Linked DNA regions of Homo sapiens: region 1 is linked to region 2. Evidence: read pairs that join two places in POLR2A ChIA-PET (ENCODE). Cell type or tissue: Caco-2. All regions are shown on one strand.

Region 1 (5,000 bases), 88 kb before region 2:
CAAGCTCTGCCTCCTGGGTTAATGCCATTCTCCTGCCTCAGCCTCCAGAATAGCTGGGCCTATAGACGCCCACCACCACGCCCGGCTAATTTTTTGTATTTTTAGTAGAGACGGGGTTTCACCATGTTAGCCAGGACGGTCTCGATCTCCTGACCTCATGATCCGCCTGCCTCGGCCTCCCAAAGTGCTGGGATTACAGGCGTGAGCCACCGCACCCGGCCTAGAAAGTCCTTCTTAAATAGGTTCAGCGATTAAAAAGAGAGTCAATTTTGCCATTAATATTTCTCTACTCTACAAGGGAGGTTATAAAAGTTGTGAGAACATATACTGTTTCCAAGAGATACAATAAAGCTATTTTTCATATTGAATGAGTAGAAAATGCCTCTTGAAGGCCAGGCATGGTGGCTCACGCCTGTAATTCCAGCAATTTGGGAGGCTGAGGTGGGTGGATCACTTGAGGCCAGGAGTTCAAGACTGGCCTGGCCAACCTGGTGAAACCCTATCTCTACTAAAAAAAAAAAAATACAAAAAAATTAGCCGGGCATGGAACCCAGAAAGCGGAGGTTGCAGTGAGCTGGCGTCACGCCACTGCACTCCAGCCTGGGTGACAGAGCGAGACCTTGTCTCAAAAAAAGGAAAAAAAAGAAAATGCCTCTTGTAAACATTTTTATTTGATGTTTCTTCCCTCTCCCTTTTTTTTTTTTTTTTTTTTAGGCATGGTCCCTCTATTGTTCAGTCTGGTCTCAAACTCCTGGGCTCAAGTTATCCTCCTGCCTCAGCTTCCCAAATAACTAGGATTACAGGTATGTACCACCATGCCCAGCTACTTTTATTTTTCTTCAATAAAATCTTATGTAAAACATTTCCTAGAGTGAATAGTTCTAAAGTTTTGGGGTGGATCAGTAAAATTTAAAAATAAAACAAACAAAGAAAGATACAAAGAAAACTCAATACCATTAGGTGACCAAAAGCACATTAAGGAAAGATTTCCAAAACTTGGAAATAGGGAAAAGGGATTACTACCTTTCTTCTCAGGGTGCTACTGGGCTTTGTCTAGTAAACATACCCAAGGATTATCTGATCGGCTAGGGGTATGTGCCTTCGTTTGAATTGCTAATCTATTGAGTACAGTATTTAACTAGAAGACTAGCTGGTAGAAAACGAGTAGGAATTTAAATTAATTTTGTCCTATACAGATGCTGATTATTTCTGTCCTTTAGAGAAGACAATCCCAAAGGTGACAGTTAATGTAGACTATAAGCCAGTTTTCACTGGCACAGTGTCTCATGCCTATAATCCCAGCACTTTGGGAGGCAGAGGGGGCGGTGGATCACCTGAGATTGGTAGTTTGAGACCAGCCTAGCAAAGATGGTGAAAACCCATCTCTACTAAAAATACAAAAATCAGCTGGGCATGGTAGTGGGTGCCTGTAATCTCAGCTACTTGGGAGGTTGATGCAGGAGAATCGCTTGAACCCAGGAGGCAGAGTTTGCAGTGAGCCGAGATTGCACCACTGCACTTCAGCCTGGGTGACATAGTGAGACTCAGTTTCAAAAAGAAAAAAAATTATCCAGTTTTGTATCTAAATTGGCAAACTTTTGCAAACATTCTTTCCTTTAGCCGCTATAAAGGCTTCACTCTCTTTAATTCTCTTTGAACTAGCCTTACCATTTTGCTGGTTCCTTCATTAATGAGTTAACTAAACATGTGACATGTGCTCATTTTTTTATTTGCATGAGATTCATGTTTTTTTAACTTTTTGAGAAGTATACTTTCTCAGTAAGGTTGGCAAGGTTTACTCTGTCAAGTAAAAACAGAAAATTTATACCATCTACTATCTCCATAAAAGTAAATATATTTAATACAAAAAATGAAGGCTATAATGGGAGGTAAAGGACAATATTTAAATGGGTAGTGTAGGAGACCAGAATGTGCCACCCCAAAATATGCCTCTTTGGCATAAAGGCTATTTTGAGCTGATTATTTTGAGAAACAGCAGACACAGGAGAAGCTCTAAAAACAGAGTAGAAGTTACCCTTTTGTAAGGGAAATTTACATCTATAAAGAAAATCTCCATTTGTAAGGGTGTCTCCCTCTCTGCACCAGGAAGAGAAGGGTAACTAAATCATAGGAAACTCTTTTCAATGGAGAAGGCACCAAATTAAATCTGCATGATAAACTTTAATTTTGTTTACCATGCTTTTCCTGGTCATATCCTTATAACCAGCATCCCCCATACTTTTTTCCTTTGATTTTTAGCTGAAGATGCAATATAAGCCTGAATTCTAAGCTACCTCTTGGAGAGTTACACATTTTCTCTGGGCTATTTCCCATGTATAGGAAGGAAATTAAAATATCTCACCCCAAGATATACTTCTTTGACATGTTTTGAGATGGCTGTTCAGAGGGCCTGCAAACAGAAGCAGCCCTGCAAAGCTGTCTTTTGTGCGGAAGATTTGCATCTGTAGAGAAAATCTGCGTTAATGCAGCCATTTTTCTCTGCATTTTCTCTTTCCTCTAAAGCCTTCCCTTCTCTGAATCTAGGAAAGATTAACTGAGAGTCTTGTAACCACCCAGTGGGTTCACCTTGTTCACTGCCTAGACAGAGCGAATTTATCAAGACAGCGGAATTGCAATGGTGAAAGAGTAATTCATGCACAGCCGTCTGTGTGGAAGACTGGAGTTTTATTATTACTCAAATCAGTCTCCCTGAGCATTCAGGGATCAGCGTTTTTAAGGATTATTTGGCAGGTATGGGCTCAGGAAGTAGGGAGTGTTGATTGGTCGGATTGAAGATAAAATTACAGGGGGTTGAAGTGAGTTCTTGCTGACTTCTGTTCCTGGATGGGATCACAGGACTGGTTGAGCCAGATTAGCAGTCTGAGTGGTGTCATCTGCTGCATTGGAATGCAGGGTCTGCAAAATATCTCAAACACTGATCTTAGGTTTTGCAACAGTGATCTTATTCCCAGAAGCAATTTGGGGAGGTTGAGACTCTTCCAGCCAGAGACTGCATGGCTCCTAAATCATAATTTCTAATCTTGTGGCTAATTATGTCAGGCCTCTGAGCCCAAGCCAAGCCATCATATCCCCTGAGACCTGCACGTACACATCCAGATGGCCGGTTCCTGCCTTAACTGATGACATTCCACCACAAAAGAAGTGAAAATGGCCTGCTCCTGCCTTAACTGATGACATTGTCTTGTGAAATTCCTTCTCCTGGCTCATCCTGGCTCAAAAGCCCCCCCACTGAGTACCTTGTGACCCCCACTCCAGCCCGCCAGAGAACAACCCCCCTTTTTCCTTTACCTACCCAAATCCTATAAAACGGCCCCACCCCATCTCCCTTCGCTGACTGTCTTTTCGGACTCAGCCCGCCTGCACCCAGGTAATTAAAAGCATTATTGCTCACACAAAGCCTGTTTAGTGGTCTCTTCACACGGACGTGCATGAAAGTTAGTCCTACAAAGACAGACTGGTCTCCACGCAAGCAAGGGTTTTTTTCCAGAAAGTGCTATTGTCAATTTTGTTGGTTCAGAGTTTAAACTATAAACTAAATTCCTTCCCAAGACTAGCTCAGCCTACACCCAGGAATGAACAGACAGCTTAGAGGCTAGAAGCAATGTGGAATCAGTGAGGTCTGACCTTTTTCACTGTCATAATTTCCTCAGTTATGATTTTTGCAAAGGCAGTTTTGTAATGCCTAACCTTGTTTTTACTAACCCTGTTTTTAGACTCTCCCTTTCCTTTAATCACCTAGCCTTGTTTCCACCTGAATTGACTCTCCCTTAGCTAAGAGAGCCAGGCAGACTCCATCTTGGCTCTTTCACTGGCAGCCCCTTCCTCAAGGACTTAACCTGTGCAAGCTGACTCCCAGCACATCCAAGAATGCAATGAACTGATAAGATGCTGTGGTGAGCTATATCCGCAGTTCCCAGGAATTCGTCCCATTAATAACGCCCGATTAATAACGCCCAAAGCCCCGCGTCTATCACCTTGTAATAGTCTTAAAGCCCCTGCACCTGGAACTGTTTACTTTCCTGTAACCATTTATCCTTTTAACTTTTTTGCCTACTTTACTTCTGTAAAATTGTTTTAACTAGACCCCCCCCTCCCCTTCTAAACCAAAGTATAAAAGAAAATTTAGCTCCTTCTTTGGGGTCTAAAGAACTTTGAGCGTTAGCCGTCTCTTGGCCGCTGGCTAAATAAACAGACTCTTAATTCGTCTACAAGTGTGGCGTTTTCTCTAACTCGCTCAAGTACAACAGTTTCAGTCTGACACCTTTAAAAGTCTGAAAGTGTAACCACCTGATGGGTTCGTCCTGCCCACTGCACAGGCAAAACCAATTCACTGAGACCACAGCATTGCAATAAAGAAAGAGTTTAATAGATACAAGGCTGGCCACGCCACGTGGAAGACTGAATTATTACTCAAATCAATCTCCCTGAAAAATTCAGAGGTTAGGGTTTTTAAGGATAGTTTGGCAGGCCAGGGAGCCTATTTCTGGGTGGGGCCACATGACCAGGTGGCAGAGATCAGCAGGTCTCAGTGGAGCCATTGGTTCATCGTTAGTCAGAAATGCAAAAACCTGAAAAGATATCTCAAAAGACCAATCTTGGCTGTGCGCAGTGGCCCATACCTGTAATCCCAGCACTTTGGGAGGCCAAGGTGGGAGGATCACCTGAGGTCAGGAATTCGAGACCAGCCTGACCAAAATACTAAAATTAGTATTAGCCTACTAAAAATACAAAATTAGCCGGGCATGGTGGCACATGCCTGTAATCCCAGCTACTTGGGAGGCTGAGGCAGGAAAATGACTTGAACCTGGAAGGCGGAGGTTGTGGTGAGCCGAGATCGCACCATTGCACTCCAGCCTGGGCAACATGAGCGAAACTCTGTCTCAAAAACAAAAACAAAACAACAACAAAAGACCAATCTTAGGTTCTATTAGGTTGGTGCAAAATAATTGCAGTTTTTGCGATTAAAAGTAATAGTGATG
Region 2 (5,000 bases):
CAGTCCTTCTCCTTAGGGCTGCCCAGACATGTGTGTTGAGGTTGTACAATGGCTTTCTCTTATGGTTTGGGACCATTCATTATTTTTCCAAGGAGACAGAGGCCAGGAATTACATGAGCAATTTTCTCAAAGAAGGTACTTTGTATATTACATTATCTCCATTAAAGATTCTGAGATGGACCAGGAGAAGAAAGCCTTGATCTAGAAGAGAAATAGGCAGCATCTAGCCATGGAGGTCACAGCCACAGACCTGGGCGCTTAAAGAGGCTGGAGCCTGACCACCTCTAGAAATGCCCACTGGATATTTCTGTCAGATCATGTGAGCGCCATGGCCTGTCCAGTCCTCCTGGCAAGGGCTGGGAGGTGTGGTTCGCAAATTAAACAGCCAAGCACAAGTGATCCTTGAGTGTTCCTTCCCCACTAAGTGTCTCTTCAGACCAGTCACGTCACCATTGCATTGAGGAAACTGAGGCAGCTTGGCAGGCTCATCTCCCTGTGATGTCAGAACTGGAGGTGGCAGACTCCTTAGGAGACCACTTTTTAGAATAAAGGATGTCTTCTGTGTCTAGAAATGGCTCCCACTCCTTCCCTGCCCTCTGTGAGGCCTCACTTCCTTCCTCAAAGCCACACTGTGATGGTGGAGGGGTCTATCCTCACCTTACTGTGAGGTTTTGGCAGTAGGAGAAAAACTTCTAGGTTTGGTATAGAGTGAAAAATTTTATAGTGGAAAATTCTATTCCATGGCACCGTCTTACCTAATACATTAAACACCCTGGCTTTAACAGCTGGGGCATGTGCTCTTTAGCTACTTCATGCCCACCTTCCGTCCTTCCACCCACTCACCCTTAGAAAAAAGATCTTGCCTATTGTTTTCTCAGAGAAGCTAGTTCACCATACCCAAAATGCTACAGTCTTAGTATCCCAATAAAGATCTTTAAATGTATTTTGGTAGCTGTTATTTAAACAATATGTTCAGTGGATAAAGACTTCCTTATTTTGCGTGCATATGGGACCATGTGTAAAAACAAAATGATTGATTTACACTCTATGTTGGATCAAAACAAGTTATGACAAAATGATGGCATGATTTAGTGGAGAGCCACTGGTCCATCCCTTCAGTGGGAAGAGACCAGAAAGATTTGAGAGATGGACACACGGGGTCAGGCCAGCTCTCAGTTATAGCAGGGCACCAAGCCGATCTCAGGTTCACATTTTCTGTCACTTAATGTTTCCTGAAAGACTGAGATGTCGGGTTCCCTCTTCTCTGCCTTCTGTGATCACATGAGGGAATATAATTCACCCTGACTTTTTTTTTTTTTTTTTTTTTTGTAGAATCAAGCTCTCACTCTGTCATCCAGGCTAGAGTACAATGGTATGATCATAGCTCTCTGCAGCCTCAGACTCCTGAGATCAAGCAATTCTCTCATCTTAGCCTTCAGGCGCATACCACCTGGCTAATTTTTAAAACTTTTTCATAGAGACTGGGTCTTGCTATGTTGCGCATAGCAAGGTCTTGAACTCCTGGCCTCAAGTGATCTCTTGCCTCTGCCTCCCAAAGAGCTGGAATTACAGATGCGAACCACTACAGCTGGGCCTGACTTCTGAACCAACAGTATTTTTTTTTTTTTTTTTTTGAGATGGAGTCTCACTCTCTTCCAGGCTGGAGTGCAGTGGCGCGATCTCAGCTCACTGCAACCTCCACCTTCTGGGTTCAAGCTATTCTCCTGCCTCAGCCCCCTGAGTAGCTGGGACTACAGGTGCCCACCACCATGCCTGGCTAATTTTTGTAATTTTAGTAGAGACGGGGTTCTGCCATGTTGGCCAGGCTGGTCTGGAACTCCTGACCTCAAGTGATCTGCCTTCCTCGGCCTCCCAAAGTGCTGGGATTACAAGCATGAGCCACCATGCTGGGCCTAGTATTTTGTTTTACTATCCTGTAGCAGACACTGGTGATGCTTCCCATAAGCCCTAAACCTACCCTTGAGTATTTCTGAGCATCTCTTCCTCAACTTCTATATGCCTTTATTATGAACACCCCATACCAGTGACTATCTTAAGAAGATAACCTTTCAGTTACTGCAGATCCTTTTCTCAGCCGAAAGCACCTGGGTGTTTGTATTCACCCCCCACCACCCTCCACCCCAGGGTAGGTCACAGCCGATGACAGACCTGTACAAAATTGTGACAGATTACAATTTCTCAAAATGGCCACATCTTGGTCCCACGTGTTCTTCTAGAACACTGCTGCTTCCCAACCAAAAGGCAGAGTCTGTTTTCCCTCCTTTTGAAATTGGCTGGGCCTTCGTGACTACTTCTGTGCAGAATGTGCTGGAAGCAATGCTGTGTAGTTCATGACTCTAGGCCATAACAGGATATATTGCTTATACCTGCCTCTCTCAGGACGCATGCCCTTGGAACCCAGCCACCATGGTGTGAGGAAGCCCAGGCCACATGGGGAAGGTAGGTATAGATTTGCTGGCTAAGGCCCCAGCTAAGGCTCCAGTCCACAGCCAGGACCAGCTGCCAGATCGGTGAGTGATTGCGCCTCCAGAGGACCCAGGCCCCTGCCTTCAAGCTGCTCCAGTTAGTATGGTGTGGGGCAGAGATAAGCTATCCCCACCAAGTCTCCCCCAAATTGAAGACCCATGAGAAAAATTAGTTGTTTTGAGCTACTATGTTTGGGGATGGTTTATTGCTCAGCAATTAATACTTGACATAGACTTAGATACCTGGAAGTGGGATACTACCATAATGAAACCCAAAGAATGCAACTTGGGACTAGGTGGCAATGGAGGCTGGAAGCATCTTGATGAAGGGGTTAATGAAAACCTAAAGGGACTCAAGGGGAATGTCAGGGGAAGCCGATGGCCCTGGAGGACCACTACAATATTGCCTGCCCCCTAAGAAGAAGTGGGGCTTTATTTCTCTTCCCCTTGAAATTGGGCAGGCCTCAATTTTGCTACGTAAAGAGAGCAAAATTAATGCTGTTATTGTTTTAAGCACTGTAGGGGAGGGGTAGGAAAAGACCATCTCATGAGGCTAACTTATTAATTACTCTTAACAAGCACTTTAAGAACACCAAATATACATGGATTATTCCTAAACTTAATTTTTAAAAAACTAGTAATATTATTATTTTTATTTGCATTTTTATATCCATAATTAATTTTGTTTTGTTTTGTTTTGAGATGGAGTCTTGCTCTGTCACCCAGGCTGGAGTGCAGTGGCTCAATCTCAGCCCACTGCAACCTCTACCTCCTGGGTTCAGGCAATTCTCCTGCCTCAGCCTCCTGAGTAGCTGGGATTACAGGAACATGCCGCCATGCCCGGCTAATTTTTGTATTTTTAGTTGAGACAGGGGTTTCACCATGTTGGCCAGGCTAGTCTTGAACTCCTGGCCTCAAGTGATCCACCTGTCTTGGCCTTCCAAAGGGCTGGGATTACAGGCGTGAGCCACCAAGCCTGGCCTATATCCACAATTAAGTGTAAACTTCCTCTGGGTTAAAGACTCTAATTCACTAAGAAAAAAAAATATTTTTACCATTGCAAGAAATTGGGATTAACATTCCAAGCAAATTGGATGACCCTCTTGTTAGGCTGGGTTGCTCATAGACCATATTTTTGGCTGGGTCATGAGATCTGGAGCTATAGACACCCAGGAAAATTTTTCTCATGACAACAACAAATAACTTGAGCCCGATTATGTAGAAGTTGTGCCTAAACTTTGTGATTCCCAGTTCAAACCCTCCAAATGGGGTGGTCTCACAGCCTGTGCTCTGGGTTATATCTTCCTTACCTTTTATATCTTCCCCAATTATCAAGCCTGATTTGAGTTTACAAAACCAGCCCCTCACCAGCAACCCAGATCCTTCCCCTCTGCATTAAAAGTCCTCTATTGACTGCTTAATACTATTCTGAATTCTTTTTATGCTCTTCCAATCTGTCGGGGCCACACCTCTTGAATATATTTAAATCCAACTGGATTCTGAACATCCTTCCCTGTCTGCATGGCTCCCATTGAGGTTACTTCAATGACAGATGGAAGGCACAAAGATGATCATTGTAGCATCTTTTGTAACAGCCTAACAATTTGAACAAATAAAATGGCCAGGAAAGAAACTGTTGGATCTCAGATCACATTCAGGGTAAGGTGGCAAGAGGGGAAATACAAGGTGGCCTTGGTGCCAGGCACCTGTAGTCCCAACTACTCAGGAAGCTGAGGCAGGAGGAGCTTGAGCCCAGGAATTCAAGGCTGGAGTGAGCTATAATGGTGCCAGTGCACTCCAGCCTGGATAATAGAGCAAGACCCCGAAAAAAAAAAAGAGAGGAAATACATCAGTCACTTATGTAGGCCTATGAAAGCCTAAGGAACAAGCCAGAGGGCATGAGACCCCAAGCCAATGCTGTACTTGGGATCTGTACATGCACACCATCCCTTATACCCACTGCTGATCACAGTGAAGCAAAGTCTGAAAGCTGCCTGGAAGGGGTGAACAGTCTGCACGTTGCATGTGCACAGAGGCATGTAGGACACAGATGAAAAATTTACCCATATTCATGCCCAGAATTTGAGATGCAGAGACCCAGCAACTAAAATGGGCCTGCAAGCTGTGCCTCCCGCAAAGGGAAAGGCCTGATCAACTCATTCATACGAGGGGTGGTGTGACTACGGAATGTCTATCTAGAAAGGATTTAGGGAGGGCAATTGGTTGGAAGAAGGACGATGGCAGATTTGGGTGGAAACAGTGCTAGCATTATAAAGTGCAGTGTTTTTATTCTCAAATGGCGGCCGGGCGCTGTGGCTCATGCCTGTAATCCCAGCACTTTGGGAGGCTGAGGCAGGTGGATCACGAGGTCAGGAGTTCAAGACCAGCTTGGCCAAGATGGTGAAACCCCATCTCTACTAAAAACTACAAAAATTAGCCAGGCACGGTGGCAGGTGCCTGTGATCCCAGCTACCTGGGAGGCTGAGGCAGGAGAATCGCTTGAACACGGGCAGC

What was found. Peaks named below come from ENCODE experiments on the same cell type or tissue, not always from the same donor. Only the 100,000 strongest peaks of a DNase experiment are listed, where the experiment ranks them.
Region 1: POLR2A ChIA-PET joins it to region 2 with 5 read pairs; 2 of 35 experiments call an interaction of 5 or more read pairs at or near these places.

Annotation. Positions count from the first base shown.
Region 1 is chr2:47,696,734-47,701,733 of GRCh38, reverse strand. It overlaps a transcript of MSH2 not described here. Among named protein-coding and RNA genes, the nearest start is that of MSH6, 84 kb to the left of the region's middle. RefSeq lists enhancers at 124-667, 2,847-3,391, 4,481-5,000. In Caco-2, no CTCF peak of the experiment used is centred here; a DNase peak (open chromatin) is centred at 2,883.
Region 2 is chr2:47,608,311-47,613,310 of GRCh38, reverse strand. It overlaps a transcript of MSH2 not described here. Among named protein-coding and RNA genes, the nearest start is that of KCNK12, 40 kb to the right of the region's middle. In Caco-2, no CTCF peak of the experiment used is centred here; no DNase peak of the experiment used is centred here.